Regions from separate parts of the Homo sapiens genome. Here region 1 is linked to region 2. Evidence: read pairs that join two places in POLR2A ChIA-PET (ENCODE). Cell type or tissue: B cell. All regions are shown on one strand. Links, peaks and the distances in the headings refer to the core of each region. The heading gives the core; the rest is flanking DNA.

The links. ChIA-PET counts read pairs that join two places held together with the same protein. Peaks named below come from ENCODE experiments on the same cell type or tissue, not always from the same donor. Only the 100,000 strongest peaks of a DNase experiment are listed, where the experiment ranks them.
Region 1: POLR2A ChIA-PET joins it to region 2 with 11 read pairs; 3 of 35 experiments call an interaction of 5 or more read pairs at or near these places.

Annotation. Positions count from the first base shown.
Region 1 is chr22:50,175,394-50,178,297 of GRCh38, reverse strand. It overlaps PANX2 (pannexin 2), which reads right to left. Exons shown (of 3, transcript NM_052839.4): 2 at 1-1,359. Among named protein-coding and RNA genes, the nearest start is that of PANX2, 6.1 kb to the right of the region's middle. In B cell, for the core only: no CTCF peak of the experiment used is centred there; a DNase peak (open chromatin) is centred at 1,808.
Region 2 is chr22:50,353,336-50,356,239 of GRCh38, reverse strand. All of the region lies in intron 1 of PPP6R2 (protein phosphatase 6 regulatory subunit 2), which reads right to left. Among named protein-coding and RNA genes, the nearest start is that of PPP6R2, 11 kb to the right of the region's middle. In B cell, for the core only: no CTCF peak of the experiment used is centred there; no DNase peak of the experiment used is centred there.

The DNA.
Region 1 (2,904 bases), core at 268-2,767, 180 kb after region 2:
CCTTGGCCTTCTTGGTGCCGAGGATGTAGGGGTGCACGTCCAGGGAGAAGTGGCGCGCGTGCTTCTTGTCAGGGGCGGGCGGCGGGGCGGGGGCAGGGGCGGGGCCGGGGCCCGGGTCGCCCCCTCCGCCCTTGTAGTGGTGGGCGGAGCGGTCCAGCAGCGGCGCGATCAGCGTGTCCGTGGCCGTCTTCCTGCGCGCGGGCTTCGGCTTCTCCGCCTTGCTGTTCTCCACGCGCATGATGGCCAGCGGCTCCTTGAAGGGCTGCGGAAGCGGGTTGCTGGTGGGGATCCACTTCATCTTCTTGCGCGGCCGCTTGACCACGGGCGGCTCGGCGGCGCCGTCGGGCTCGGCGGGGTTGGCGCTGGGGTCCACGGTCTGCACCCCCGAGTCGCGCACCGTGGGGGTGGCGTCGTGGTTGGACTGCGCCAGCGCCGCCAGCAGCTGCCGGACCACGTTGTCGTACATGAGGTCGCTCTCGTTGGTGATGAAGTCCAGCCGGTTGAGCGACTTGATGTGGTCGCGGTTCTCGTTGCAGAACATGGCCAGGATGTTGATGTCGCAGAACTGCGAGCGGCGCCACTGCCGGCGCGTCTTGATGCCCACCTTGTGCAGCTTGTCGAAGATGAAGTTGCTCTTGCGGAAGATGAAGAGGTGGATGAGGTTGACGAGGATGATGAGGTTCATGACGCACAGCAGCACGATGTCCACGCCCGCGATGATGCGCTGCAGTTGCACGGACGGGAGCTTGCAGCTCACGCGCACCGCGGGCCCCGCACCTGCCGCCCCGTCCGGGGACGCGCCCAGCGCGCAGGTGAACTCGTTCTGCTTCTGCGTGGCGTAGTAGGTGCACAGGTAGGAGATGGGCACGGCGCTCAGCAGCAGGATCAGCACGTGCCGCGCCAGGTACAGCTTGGCCAGGAAGTTGCTGCGGCCGCGGCGCTCCAGGTACTTCTCGAACAGGTTCTGCTCCGGGCTCTTCTCCTTCTCCGCGTTCTCGATGATCTCGCGCTTCTCGCGCTCCGTGATGCCCGGGCCCTTGGACTGGATCTGCTTCTCGATCTTGGGCGCGCGGCCCTCGGCCGCCCGGTGGTAACAGTTGTCGATCTCCTGCAGCAGGAAGTTGAGCTCGGAGGTGAGGCGCGTGGAGGCCAGGAACTCCCAGCCCAGCGCGGGCACGTACATGATGGCGGCGAAGGCCAGCAGCGCGTAGGGCAGGAACTTGTGCTCAAACAGCGACGGCCACAGGCTGGCGTCCACGCCGGGCAGCGCGTCCCGCAGCTCCGTCCAGCAGTAGCCGCGGGCGTACAGCGCCTGGTCGCGCGTGAAGTTGTGCGGGGTGTAACAGTAAATGGGTTCCTCTGGGGGCAAAGAGGAGACACGGGCTGGGGCGGGGAGGCGCACGGGCTGGGCTGAAGAAACCGGGCTGGACCTGACCGCGTCCCTGCCGAACCCCTCCCAGGAGCCTCTCCAGCCTCCTCCCACACAGCACCTGCGGTTGCCCAGATGAACCCCACCCCCTCCCCCCACCACGGTGGTGTGGGGGTCCCGCCCTGACTACCCCCACGAGGTCAGCTGCGGGGCACCTGCAGGTGGAAGCCATGACCGCCTGCGAAACCACCTGAGCCATGCGCCTCTCCAAATGTCACAAAGCCCTGTGTGCACAAGGGGAAACCAAATCCCAGAGAGGGCCAAGGCAGGCCAGGACTCCCAGCCAGGGTCCTTCTTCTATCCACACACAGCCGGACCCAAACCAGGTCCCAGCCACAGGCCGTGTACAGCCCGGGCTCCCCTGGGAGGAAGGCGGTTGGCTCAGGTGCTGCTAGCTGGCAGGGTGGTTTCCACAGCACCGGGAAGGCAGGGTGGGCTCTGCCCACCCTTGAGGGTGAGGGGCGCCTCCCTAAGACCCACTGTTCTGGGGACTGGCCAGCCTGGGGACACCAGACACCAGGTGGGGCTGGTTGGGGATGTCACCAGCTGGACTGCGGTATCTGCCGCTAAAATTGAAAAGAGGGAGTCCCTTGAACTGCAGGCAAATGGTCGTTACTGAACTCTGTGTTTTCCCTCAAGAGTCTGTCTCTGCCTGCAGGTGACAATGACACGAACGGCAGTGAAAGTGTTCAGGACATTCGCGCCTTGGCCCAGTGTGGGGTCTGAGCGGCTGGGATCTTGCTAACGTTTCCCAGGAAGGCTCAGAGCCTGGGGGCCTCCAGCCACCGTGCAGTCTCTTCAGGCTGAGCCCTTCACACAGCACAGGCGCGGAGGCCCACACCAGCCTCAGCCTTGTCTCCCAGCCCCAAAGAGCAGCCCCAGGGCAGGGCCCACATCAGCACAATCCCCTCCCCACAGACCAGAAGCAACAGGGACAGGCCTGTCCGTCTGTGCCGAGGCCTGAATTAGGGACGGAAAGCGAGGCGGATTAGAGACTCTGTCCACTCTGGGAAGAGCAGCATTCACTGTTGATGCCCCACAGGGGCCCAGGGGCTGGGCACCTCCAGCCCTGAACCCGGCTCAGCAACGAGCCCCTCAGACCCCACACGGAGCTCCCGGCTGCCATCATCACCACTGAGGCACATCTACCAGTCCAGACAGCCTGCTCAGGGAGGGTTCCCATGAGTCATCAGATCCCCCTGAGGGTCCTGGGGACTCTGGAGGGTTTGGGAGGGAGCCTGGGAAGAGGCAGGAAAAGCTGGGACCTGAGGCCCGAGTCCTCGGTGGGGACATCGAGCTGGAGATGAGCTGGGCTCAGAGAAGAGCAAACCGGACAAGGCAAAGGAATCCACTCTCTTGGTTGAGAAAATGGCATATTTTATTTACTTATGTTTTGTCCTCACAGCCAATCCCAGGAGCCAGAGAAGAGCGTCCACCCTGGGGAAGAGAACAGGGACAGGTTTGTGTCCCGTCCT
Region 2 (2,904 bases), core at 247-2,746:
GTAATCCCAGCATTTTGGGAGGCCGAGGCAGGCAGATCACGAGGTCAGGAGATCGAGACCATCCTGGCTAACACGGTGAAACCCCGTCTCTACTAAAAAAATAGAAAAAATTAGCCGGGCGTGGTGGCGGGCGCCTGTGGTCCCAGCTACTCTGGAGGCTGAGGCAGGAGAATGGCATGAACCTGGGAGGCGGAGCTTGCAGTGAGCCGAGATCGCGCCACTGCACTCCAGCCTGAGTGACAGAGCGAGACTCCGTCTCAAAAAAAAAAAAAGAGGGAAATACACTATAGGTATTAAAACATCACTATGTACCCCATAAATATATACAATTATGTGTTATGTGTACACTTTTTAAAAGAGAAAAATTTTTAAAAGCTTTTTTTTTGGTTTTTTTTTTTCCATTTTAAAGAATAAGGCTGTGCCAGGCGCAGTGGCTCACCCCTGTAATCCCAGCAATTTGGGAGGCCGAGGCGGGCGGATCATGAGGTAAGGAGATCGAGACCATCCTGGCTAACACAGTGAAACCCCGTCTCTACTAAAAATAGAAAAAAATTAGCTGGGTGTGGTGGCGGGCACCTGTAGTCCCAGGTACTCAGGAGGCTGAGGCAGGAGAATGGCGTGAATCCAGGAGGCGGAGCTTGCAGTGAGCCAAGATCGCACCACTGCACTCCAGCCTGGGCGACAGAGCGAGACTCTATCTCAAAAAAAAAAGGCCGGGCGCAGTGGCTCACGCTTGTAATCCCAGCACTTTGGAAGGCCAAGGCGGGCGGCCGATCACGAGGTTAGGAGATCGAGACCACAGTGAAACCCCTTCTCTACTAAAAATACAAAAAATTAGCCGGGCGTGGTGGCAGGTACCTGCAGTCCCAGCTACTCGGAGAGGCTGAGGCAGGAGAATGGCATGAACCTGGGAGGCGGAGCTTGCAGTGAGCCGAGATCACGCCGCTGCACTCCAGCCTAGGCTACAGAGCGAGACTCTGTCTCAAAAAAGAAAAAAAAAAAAAAAAAAAGAAGGCTGCTTGCTGTATGTGGATATAACAGGATTTCCAATATAGGAGGAGTATCCCTAAACCAAAAATCGTGAAATTGAAATCCTGGGCCAGGCAAAGTGGCTCACGCCTGTAGTCCCAGTACTTTGGGAGGCTGAGGTGGGAGGATCGCTTAAGTCCAGGAGTTCAGGATCAGCCTGGGCAATAGAGCAAGGCCCTGTCTCCACAAAAAATAAAAAATTAGCCAGGCATGGTGGCAGGCACCTGTAGTCTCAGCTACTCAGGAGCCTGGCAGGTCAAGGCTGTGGTGAGCTGTGACTGTGCCACTGCACTCAACCTAGGTGACACAGAATGAGACTGTCTCAAAAAAAAAAAAAAAAAAGGCTGATCCAGGTGCAGCAGCTTTTACAACTAATTGATCACAACCAGTTACAGATTTGTATGTACGTGTACGAGAGAGAGTCTCACTGTCATCCAGGCTGGAGTGCAGTAGCATGATCTCGGTTCACTGCAACCCCTGCCTCAGCCTCCTGAGTAGCTGCGATTACAGGCGCTTGCCACCATGCCCGGCTAATTTTTGTATTTTTAGTACAGACAGGGTTTAACCATGTTGGCCAGCCTGGTCTCAAACTCCGGACCTCAGGTGATCCACCCACCTCAGCCTCCCAAAGTGCTGGGATTACAGGTGTGAGGCGCCGTGCCCACCTACAAATGTTTGTGTTCCTTTTCCACTCCCAGTGCTTCACTTGACTAGCCAAAAAATAAAAATAAAAAAAGCACTCCAATCCAAAACTTGTTGAGCATCTACATGATGCTCAAAGGACATGCTCACTGGAGCATTTCAGATTCCTTATTGGGGAAGCTCAACTGGTAACTCTGAGAAAATTTGAAATCCAAAACATCTCTAGTCCCAGGCATTTTATTTTATTTATTATTTATTTATTTTGAGACAAAGTCTCGCTCCGTCGCCCAGGCTGGAGTGCAGTGGCATGATCTTGGCTCACTACAATCTCCACCTTCTGGGTTCAAGTGATTCTCCTGCCTCAGCCTCCTGAGTAGCTGGAATTACAGCCACGTGCCACCATGCCCGGCTAATTTTTGTATTTTTAGTAGAGACAGGGTTTCACCATGTTGGCCACGGTGGTCTCAAACTCCGGACCCCAGGTGATCCGCCCACCTCGGCCTCCAAAAGTGCTGAGATTACAGGCATGAGCCACCGCGCCCGGCCTCCCAGTCAGCTTTTCTAAATAAAATTGTATTGGAACATAAACAAGAACACACAAATGCCTGATACATAATCAGTTATCGTTACAATTCCAAAATGTATTCTTTTAATTTTCTTTGTTCTTCCTCTATTCTTCTAGGGAATCTATTAAAATTTTTTAAAAATATTTTTAAAAGTTAGCCTTTCCCTTAACAAAAAAAAAAAAAAAGGGAGAGGCTTTTGAGTCACACTACCTGGGGTACAAATCTTGCCTCTATCATCTACTTGCTGTTTATTTCCATTTCCTCATCTGTGAAATGGAAAACAACACAGGCGTACTTTGTCTAACGTGCTTCCCTTCATTGTGCTTCGCAGGTAATGTGCTTTCTACAAATTAAAGGCTGGTAGCAACCTTGCGTCAAGCACGTCGAGGGGTGCCATTTTTCCAACAGCATGTGCTTACTTCGTGTCTCTGTGTTGCATTCTGGTAATTCTCACAATATTTCAAACTCTTTCATTATTATTTTATCTGTTATGGTGACCTGTTATCGGTGATGTTTGATGTTACTATTTTAATTGTTTTGGGAAACTACAAACCGTGCCCATATAGGATAGCAAACTTAATAAACGCTGCGTAAGTTCTGACCGGCCATTTCCCTGAGTCTCTCCCCCTCTCCTCAGGGCTCCCTACTCCCTGAGACACAACAGTAA